2 separate regions of the Homo sapiens genome follow, and region 2 is linked to region 1. Evidence: chromatin contacts called from ENCODE Hi-C or POLR2A ChIA-PET data. All regions are on one chromosome and are shown on one strand. Each heading gives the region's core, a stretch centred on a gene start or an enhancer-like site at or near the end of the contact. The rest is flanking DNA. Distances are from core to core; before and after follow the strand shown. Region 1 overlaps LOC105379117 (a long non-coding RNA gene). Region 2 overlaps MAN2A1 (mannosidase alpha class 2A member 1).

Evidence for each region. Hi-C counts contacts between places; a loop is a spot of excess contacts on that map. ChIA-PET counts read pairs that join two places held with the same protein, here RNA polymerase II (POLR2A). Pooled maps may share reads with other maps.
Region 2: a loop to region 1 is called in a map of endothelial cell of umbilical vein, with 3 times the contacts of the local background. The contact joins two enhancer-like sites. A Hi-C loop is called at or near these places in 2 of 168 maps with a recorded cell type or tissue (IMR-90 and endothelial cell of umbilical vein), 1 of 37 single-sample maps with no recorded cell type and 2 of 50 pooled maps. POLR2A ChIA-PET finds 5 or more read pairs at or near these places in 1 of 52 experiments (activated CD4-positive, alpha-beta T cell).

The regions. Positions count from the first base shown.
Region 1 is chr5:109,482,772-109,487,831 of GRCh38, forward strand. The region is part of intron 4 of LOC105379117 (a long non-coding RNA gene); the gene reads left to right. Among named protein-coding and RNA genes, the nearest start is that of PJA2, 75 kb to the left of the region's middle. Within about 2 kb of position 2,385, at least 4 of the 41 ENCODE cell types and tissues checked have a DNase peak (open chromatin) inside an H3K27ac peak, as active enhancers do.
Region 2 is chr5:109,847,610-109,852,669 of GRCh38, forward strand. It overlaps MAN2A1 (mannosidase alpha class 2A member 1), which reads left to right. Exons shown (of 22, transcript NM_002372.4): 19 at 48-181. Among named protein-coding and RNA genes, the nearest start is that of LINC01848, 33 kb to the right of the region's middle. Within about 2 kb of position 2,047, at least 2 of the 41 ENCODE cell types and tissues checked have a DNase peak (open chromatin) inside an H3K27ac peak, as active enhancers do.

The DNA of each region.
Region 1 (5,060 bases), core at 1,135-3,634:
TTTGCCTGTCAGAGCAGCTAAGGGGCTTTGCTGCCTGAGTCCACAGCTTTGGCCCCGACAAGCTGGTGAAGTTCGCATTTATTTAGTACAGATTAAATGACAAATGTCTCCAGTAAACAACACTAGAGGGTAATTAACATTGCCAACCTCCTGCGTAAAGAGCAGTCATGTGCCTGCCGATGATCAAAGGTTGGTCTTAGGACCACATGAGTAAGCAAGCTATTTAGGTAAACTCCTCTACATTCCTATGTATCTACACCCTAAGCTTTTAAGAGAATTCAGCTGCCTTCAGCCAAATCTTTTACTGAACCTATGCAAACCTCCCGGCCTTCCAAGAAGGTTTGTGTCTATTTCCTATAACTTTATCTGTACAACTTCTCCCACCACCCTGACTGATCCCCTACAGGAAAATTTCTTGGTTGGAGGCAGAGGCAACTGGGAAAATTGGTCTTTTGGCAGGTCTGCTGTAGGGATTCAGTTCTGGGGCTTGGGGTGGCGGTACTTCTGGAACTCAGTCCTGAGGATCAGTGCCAAGTGCCAGCATCTGTGGTGTTTCTGCTAGAGAAGGGGTGGTTATCATGGCTCCTGGATGCTCAAATTTGTCATCTGATCCTCTGGCCCTACCAGATATTCTGTGAGCTATCTAATATCATTTCATCAGTTCTATTTCTGCTCAAATTTGCAAAAGTGGATTCTGTAGAAGAACTCTACTCAGCCTGTCATTCCAATAGCAACACTTCCTCCCTCCTCAAAACAAAATAGAACCCAACCCTAGTAAAATTTCACTGCTTATTGTTTAGTTATCACCAGAATGTACCATATTTATAGATATTGACAAGATAATTTAATGTAAATTAGTGCTATTTATTTATTTACAGAGATTTCGTTATAAAAATAAAACCCAGAGCTTTCTAGCCAAAGCTCTTCCCCTCCCTCTGCAGTAATCAGCAGAATTCATTCTTCCTGCTTCTTTGGTTTCACAAATAATCTGAGCCTTCAAACAGAGCCTGTGAAGTTAACAACTTCCTCATTAACACATGTCTTATCTTTGCAAGGACTTCCATTCATTCACTAAGTTCTTAACCATTTATTGGGATGATACATAAACATTCTGAAATTCTGCTTCCAAACTGCACGCAATGTTGACTGTCATACAAAAAATTTAGGAATCTTCCTATGAATAGCCTCAATGTGAACATTAATGCAGCAGGCAAATATTTTTTATTAGCTCTATTGGAGAGAAATGTGTATGCAGGATGAAGGAAGGAAAGGACAGAGCTGGAATAAACTGAAATACATTCCCACATGAAAGGACTGTGACTAGAGAGAGAGGTCACTACACTCAGGGACAGTAGGTGGGCATCAAACTCAAGTGGCTAAAATTGGAATTTAAAGAGTTTGTGGGTGCATAATAAACATTTCCTCATGTGTCAGAGTGGTTATAATCTCAAAAATAACTTTTATTTTCCACTTGATGGAATACAGTGCAATCATAAACATATTTTAAGAAGGTTATTATTTTTAGCTAGAATTGATTGGACATTTAGTGTATGCCATCATTAAGACTTTGCATCCTGCACCTCATTTATTACTCCCAACAGCACAAGGCAGATATTGTCAACACCCTTTTAGAGATAAAGTGATTCCCAGAGAGGTTAATTCGTTGTCCAAGGTAATTCAGCAACTAAACGACACAGGTGAGACCTTTTGGTTAAAAACCAAAAATTCCTACACTGATTTATGAAGATTCTGCAGCAACATTGAAAAGTTGCTTATGATTTTATGTTAACTGCCAGAAGAAGAGTAGAAAACTGTATGCACACCGTGACACAATTATGTGACAACTTCCTTTACATATGGAGAAAGAATTGGAAGGGAACACATGTCATGTGCCACTCACTTTTGTGTCCCAGAAACTAACAGAATCAGCAAACAGTCCATAAAAGCAAAAAAAAAAAAAAAAAAAAAAAAAAAGGAGTGTGTGTGGGTGTGGTTGGACAGGTGCATGAGCACACGAGGAAGGGTTTTAATGGGGCAAGCAAAATAAGTTAGTGAACTTGAACTTATTTGCTAAACACGTAGAACACAGGATTAGAACTCCCAGGCTCTGCCCCTTGTGCAGTCGGGTAATGGAACTGTTGGAGTTTTGTTTTCTCCCACTATTTTTTTTAAGTGTTTGAAAGTGGCTACATTGTTTCTATAATAAAAAGAGAGATAAGAATACCCTATACACAGAAGCAGACAGGTTCAGGGTTTCAGTCCTTGAGAAGCACTGAGCAAGTAAAGGCTGAGGAACCTGGGGTCAGGCTGCAGAAACTAGGATCAGTACTACCCCCCATTGCCTCCAGGAACATGCTAAGCTCTGCCTGGCTCAAAGCCAAGTTTGGATGGCGTCCACGAGGCCACTGAGCAAGCGGCTTTGAAAGATCATGCTGTCGCACTGGCAGTCAGGAACTGCGGGAAAGTAAATATTTACTGGTTCCAGGAAGGGAAACCCATTATCCTAGGATCCTAGGGATGAACTTTTCTATGACTGCGGCAAAATTCACGTGAAAAAAAATGGTTTGGGAAGCTCTTCACCTGTGAGGTTTTTCACCATGCCTCGCCAAACAGACTGGCTTCCAATACTACCCCTTTACCTTGGTGAAATGAGCCTAGACACAGTTCTACCATATGAGCAGCGGCTGGTGCCTTTTACCCTGTAAAGGGTAAGTGATGGAAAGAGAATAGTGCAGACAAAATGTAAATGCAGCTCAGAGAAGGGATGGATAATAGATCAAGGGAGGCTTCCTGAAGAAGGTGTCACTGAAGTTAGGCCATGTAAAAAGATATGTATCCATGGGGGGAAAGGGATCGAAAGCTAATTCTGAAAGAATAGAGACACCTGAGCAAAGACCCAGAGGAAAGAAAAAGTCAAGGCAAGCATTTCTCTGGAGCATCATCTACTGAAGATCATCATAAGTATTTTTAACTTCTCAAAACCAGTATGACATGCTGCATGCTGTATAGTCATCTCCAGCCCTGTGATCCTTGAGTTCTAGAAGCGAATGCACTTCAATCAACATATTCAGGTTTACTTGAAGAAACACCAGATGAAAGGCCTTCAGGTCCTCATGTTATATGTAATAGGGTAAATGTTTTGGTTTTTACTTTGAGAAAGGAAAACTTCAGCATCAGACAGTAGTTTAATAATAGCTTAGTCTGGAAGGAACAGAAAAATAGACATAAACTGGAGCATAGTTATCAATAGACTAAAAATGTCCAGATGTGGCCCAGGTAGAAGAATAGTTAACCACCAAGGTGGTGTGGGAGCCAGCCTCAATATGCCTGGCCTCCTCCTACTCACACCCGTGTGTAGCAGCTTTCACATTCTACCAGGGTTGGTCTGTGTGACTCACGGAATATGGCAGAAATAATGGTATGTCACTCCGAGATCATGTTATGGATTACACTGTGGCTTTTGCCTCAGTCTCTCACTTTCTTGGATCACTTGTGCTGGGGAAAGTTAGCTTGCATATATGAGCTATCCGGTGAAGGGGCCCACATGGTGAGGAACTGAAGACTCCAGCCAACAGCCACACCAGTGAACTTGGAAACCGATCCTGCAGTCCTTGCCAGCAGCTTGACTTTGCAGAGACCTCATGAGGAACCCTGAGCCAGACCACAAAGCCAAGCGACTCCTGGATTCCTGGACCTTACACATGGTGCCAGGTAAGTGATGAATGTTTGTTGTCTTAAGGTGCTGAGTTTGGGGCAAATTTGTTACTCAGAGATGCGTAACTAATCCCACGGAGAATGGTGGACACTGTGGGTCCCCGCAGGGAGTACACTCAGGGAAATCATCTAAGACAGAGAGGAGTAAGGAATGCCACGTAGCAGAGTCATACTCTAGGGCGTCTGGTCTCACATGCCCTAACTTCCCTTCACAAATCTCTTTTAACAAAGAATCTACTCAAGATATTCTACTAGAATGTAAAGAGCGTGTGTTTTCTGTTGGTTCAGATTCATGATTACAAAACTAAAAGTCATGTGGCATCAGCGATTCATACTTTTTTATTTTTTATTTTTGAGATGGGTCTCGCTCTGTCACCCAGGCTGGAGTGCAGTGGCACAGTCTTGGCTCATTGCAACCTCTGCCTCCCGGGTTCAAGCGATTCTCCTGCCTCAAGCAATTCTCCTGCCTCAGACTCCTGACTAGCTAATGTGTCCGGAATTGGTGGGATCTTGGTCTCACTGACTTTAAGAATGAAGCCGTGGACCTCGTGGTGAGTGTTACAGTTCTTAAAGGCTGCGTGTCCGGAGTTTGTTCCTTCTGATGTTCGGATGTGTTCGGAGTTTCTTCCTTCTGGTGGGTTCGTGGTCTCGCTGGCTCAGGAGTGAAGCTGCAGACCTTCGCAGTGAGTGTTACAGCTCATAAAGGCAGTGCGGACCCAAAGACTGAGCAGCAGCAAGATTTTTTGCAAAGAGCAAAATAACAAAACTTGTACAGTATGGAGGGGGACCTGACAGGGTTGCCACTGCTGGCTGGGGCAGCCTGCTTTTATTCCCTTATCTGGCCTCACTCACATCCTGCTGATTGGTCCATTTCACAGAGAGCTGATTGGTCTGTTTTGACAGGGTGCTGATTGGTGCGTTTACAATCCCTGAGCTAGACACAAAAGTTCTCCAAGTCCCCACTAGATTAGCTAGACACAGAGCACTGATTGGTGCATTCACAAACCCTGAACTAGACACAGGGTGCTGATTGGTGCATTTACAAACCTTGAGCTAGACACAGAGTGCTGATTGGTGCATTCACAATCCCTTAGCTAGACATAAAGGTTCTCCAAGTCCCCACCAGATCAGCTAGACACAGAGCAATGATTGGTGCATTCACAAACCTTGAGCTAGACACAGGGTGCTGATTAGTGCATTTACAAACCTCGAGCGAGACACAGAGTGCTGATTGGTGTAGCTACAATTCCTTAGTTAGACATAAAGGTTCTCCAAGTCCCCACTAGACTCAGGAGCCCATCTGGCTTCACCTAGCTTCCAGGGCGCAGGCGGAGCTGCCCGCCAGT
Region 2 (5,060 bases), core at 797-3,296, 360 kb after region 1:
TTAAATTATTCTGGTCAGTTTTGCTTGTTTGTTTGTTTGTGTGTTAGGTCAGATTGAAGTTATCATGGATCGAAGACTCATGCAAGATGATAATCGTGGCCTTGAGCAAGGTATCCAGGATAACAAGATTACAGCTAATCTATTTCGAATACTACTAGAAAAAAGAAGTGCTGTTAATACGGTATGAAAAAATAACTAGCATGATCTGATATTGATTGTTCTTTGTCACCCAAAACTTGAAATTATGACTTTCCACTTTTAAAATTTTAAAAATCATTTCCAATATTGAGATTTCTTTATAGTAGATGTGGCCCACATTCACAGAAAGAGAACTTCAGTTATAAATATCGTGTAAGATTTGCACTTAGGTCTTTTTATTTTTTATGTTTGCTTATTATGTAGATAAAAAATAATGACAGGAAATCACTTTGGGTAAATATTCCTGAAATTATTTTGAAAGACATAAGAATTGAAAAATTGAGCTAAATAAAAGTTAAAGAATAGAACTTAGTCATATACTTAGGAGATTAAATTTGGTAAACTTTATTTGAAATCTTAGTAAAATTTATTTGAAATCTTAGTGTACTTATTCTAGTCTTAGACTCTTCAGTTGAAAATGTATTTATATGTAGGTTTTCTATGAGGTTTACTCCTCAAAGCAAAAATCTAGTACTCTGTGTTGAATGGTCTGGCAAAAGCCCAGCTGGACCTGAATGACCTGACGATATGCTTGTTCAGGCAAAGTTATCTTCAGAGTTCTCCGTAAGTTATTGATCCACCCACCTTGGATAGCCCTGAGCATGGGCTTTTTCTTTTTGCTCTATTCTCCTTTCTGCACCTGACCATTGCAAGTCCTTTCTGCTCTTTTCAGCCAGTGATCGTACCTTTCACTTTATAGAGAGAACAGCCATTAGACAGGGCTCTCTGTTCCAGTTATCTAACATCTACTCCCACCCTTCCCATCTCTCCTCCTGTTACATTTAAAAGACACTTTACAGTCCATCATCCTAGGCAGGTCCCACCACTTGTCCTTGGAACTTACTCTCTTCACCCACCTCAGCATCCTTTTACTGTTCATTCTCTCCCTCTCTCTTTCTCCCTTGCTCCTCATATCCAACACTTCCTGGGAGATTCTTTCTGTTAGCTTTTGAACACTCTGTTTTCTTCTATTAAAAGTAGAAATGGAATACAGCCTTCCTTCAGACTCTTATTTCCATTTCCTGTAAGCTGCTATCCTCTTCTCTCCTACCCAATTGAGTCAGAGTTTATGAGATGAGTTTATTTCATCACTTCCTTCTCACAATCCATTTGTTTCAGTCTGGCTTTAGCCTCCATCATATTCTGAAAGAGCTCTTTCCGATGTCAGTAGATCCAGTGCATATTGACTTTCGTCATCTTACTTCACCTTTCAGCAGTATTTGGCACTGGCCATTGTCACTCTCTAAAATACTGCCTTGCCAGGGCTTCTATGGAGCTATGCAGTTTGGTTTTCCTCCTACCTGTCTGGCAGTTCTTTATCTCTCTAATAGTTCTCTACTCAGCCATTAAATCTTAGAGCTCTCAAAGCATGTCCCCTGGCCTTCTCCTTTTCTTATTTTTTATGCTATCCCTTGGCAATCTCTTCTACTCCTCTGGTTTTGTTTGCATCTTCCACACAGGTAGAAGCCACTAATACATATCTCCAACTTAGGCTTGTGTCTGACCTCCTGATTTATCTATCTAATTGCTTCCTGATATTCTCTGTTTAGAAGGACACCTCAAGTTTGACATATCCAAAACACTCATAATCTCTCTTCTCTCCCAAACCTGGCCCATTTTCAGTGTTCCCCCCAGTCAACAGCCACCGCCATCCATACAACTCCAAGACAGACATGAGTTCTGCCTGATAGACACTTCTCCCCATCAGCCTTTTCTCACAGAGTAATTGCCATCACCTATCTATCTCATTGCCTGAATATTTCAAATTTATAATCTTCTTTACTTCCACCACCCTAATCTAAAGTGACTTCCTGTATTTCCTGGGTCTAGCCTATACACATCCACCCTGTTCTCTTTCTGCCGTATGTCTGTTCTTAACCCAGAAGGCAGAATGGTTTTTTTTTTTGTTTTTTTTCAAAGCCACATCTAACTTTATTGCTTCCTGTTGAACCCTCTGATATCTTCTCATTGCTATCAGTATAAAAGTCAAAATTTCTTACCACGGCCTCCAGAGCCCCTCATGATATGGGCCCTGCATGTCCCCTAGGCATTGGCATTGGCATGCCTTTTACTGTGTCTGCTTTAGGCCCACTGGTTTCCTTTAAGTCCCAAGTACTTTCCATCCCCTCCTCCCCACCGCACTTTTGCACATGGCCTGTTATCCTCTGCCTTAGAGACTCTTGGTGATAGTTCCGGTTAGTGCTTACTTCATCAGCTGCTTCTGGACCAGGTTAAAAGCCCTTCCCCTATGCTGCCTCCAAACTGTGCATCTCACCTTCCTGCAAGTGTGCGATTATTTGATCCTGTCTTCTCCCCTCCTTTGGACCATAAACTCCATGAGAGTGGGGAATGTGCCTTTCTTTGCTTCTAGGATTGTTCCTGGCAGAGGACATGCCTAATATATGTCATATGAATGAATATCGAAATGCATAGATGAATGAGCTGTTAGAGTACATTTTGCCACTGTATTTATTGCAATTTCTGCCTATTACCTTGTCTTCATATGCATGTTGCATTCCTCCTACTAGATTCCAGGGACTTGTTGCCTTCATTTTCATTTGTCCTTATATTTGGTAGACATTCTTTAAACAAAATACTAGTTGATTGAATGAAATAGCAACAGCTAATTAAAGCAAAAATTCTTCCAGTATTTAGAATATTTTAGAAAAAAGAATTAGTATCCACTTTAGATGTCAAGAGCCATACCATTCTTGAGACTCATATTTTAAATCAATCACTGACAAGATAGCTTAGTTTTAAGGACTAAATCTGCATAGGAAAATCATTGTCTGAGTGCTGACAGCTACTGTCTTTTGCTCCTCCTGAAAAAGTTTCTCGCTTATATGACTTTATATTGACACTAATCTATAAAACTTCTGTTAACTGCAATAATAAAAATTTTCACATCAAATCTATAAAGCTTTGACTTAGAAGTGAAATAATTTGTTTATTCCCATTCAGAACTCCTTGGATAGTAATTGATTTAAATTTAATTTAATGTTTTTATGTTGATTAAATTTTTCTTTTACTCAAGTATAGATTCTGGGTCTTCAATTAATGGTTTCTTTTAAATAAGAAATGAACTAGAGAAGAGAAAATACATTTTAATGTCTAGTGAAAATAATTAAAAAGACACTTAATTGATGAAAGTTAATACCATGTAACTTGAATTTTCTAGAAAGAGTTCTTAATTTCAACTCAGACTCAAATATCTAAAATAATGATGGAGGGAAGTGAAGTAGGGGGATACTCCCTGAATAGGAAGAGATTTTAATGGGAAGCCCTGAGCATGACAGAGCCTCATGGAAATAATCCCGAGCTGACTAAGTGGAAGTAAGTCCTGTCCTCAGAGAATTCTGCAGAGAGTCAGTAAAAACAAGGACTTGGATGATATCCACTGTGTAATATGTGCAGGTGTCCAGTGAGGACTGTGGCTGCACGAGGTTGACCATCATTTATGCTAATCATCCTCAAAGCCAATAGAAATGGAAAATAGGATTCATCTCTTTGGCATTGCCAGGGTTTGAATGTGTCCCCCAAAAGTTCATGTGTTGAAAACTTGGCTACCATTGTGGTAATGTTGGGAGTGGGACCTTTGGGAGGCTTTTGGGTCATGGGGGATCTGCCTCATGAATGAATTAATGCCATTATCATCGGAATGGGTTAGTTATTGCAGGAGTGGCTTTGTTATAAAAATGAGCTCTCTTGCACTCTCTTGCCTTTTCACCATGTGATAATGCAGCAAGAAGGCCCTCACCAGATGCCAGTGCCATGCTCTTGGAATTCCCAGCCTCCAGAACTGTGAGCTGAATAAACTTCTTTTATAGATAAATTATCCAGTCTGTGGTATTCTGTTATGGCAGCAGAAAATGGACTAAAAACAGGCATTGACGGCTTTAGGATTTGTTTCTTTGACGGTTTATCCTTACCCCTTTCCTGCTACTGGTTGGTTAATGAGGCACTGAGCTAGGAACCCTGTAAGTGTTCAAGTGTTAAAATTGTGTTGTTGTACCTTTAAATATAAGGAGAAGAAATTGGGAGAGATCAGATTAAAATATTAAATACTTATATGGTTTAGAAAAGTGACAGCATAAGGGAGATCAACCAGGTTTAAGGGTAAATACTTAGGTGACCAGAAGATCTACAGTAAACTTGAGGACATATCCCACCAAGACCCACAACTCAGCTCCAGCTGATTGTTTCCACAATAGGACTGAATGCCTGCCCAGGGTGACACAGATTTCCAGTTTCTTGGGTAAAAAACAAAAAATGTGTTTTGGGTTTTTTGAGGTTGCTTTTTTATTATGAATTTTTTATTAAAGAGTTGGCTTAAAAACAAAAAAAAAAAAACATTTTAATACCATACAGACCTACCAAAATGTGTGATCTACAAATCTGCCCCACAGTCTTCAGCTACAGATACTTACCTCCAAATGTTATGATTCAATGTATTATTCTTCATTTTCTCTCCTCCTTCCTCTTTGTCTTTTTTACTCCACCCTTCCTCTCTAGTGTTCTTCTTTCATTTATTTATATTGCATTTGCTTATTAAATTAATAGATTTACTTCAACAGACATTTATTAAGTTCCCACCATGTTTCAAGTCAAACTGAATAAACAAGGGTAACTTAAAAAATGGTCTCTTACTATCTCACCATGATTTAACAGGATCGTTTAACTCAAAGTGAGCTTAATAAAGGGCACCAAGAAGTCTGGCAAGAAGTTCTGACTCATGGACTAAGGGCTGGAACCCAGTGAGGAAGAGCTGTACTTTGTGTGGTTTGGATCAGAAGGTGCTAGAAACTTTCTTTAATGTCAGACAGGCTGCAGAGAGAAAGCTACACTTATACAGTCTGAAACCT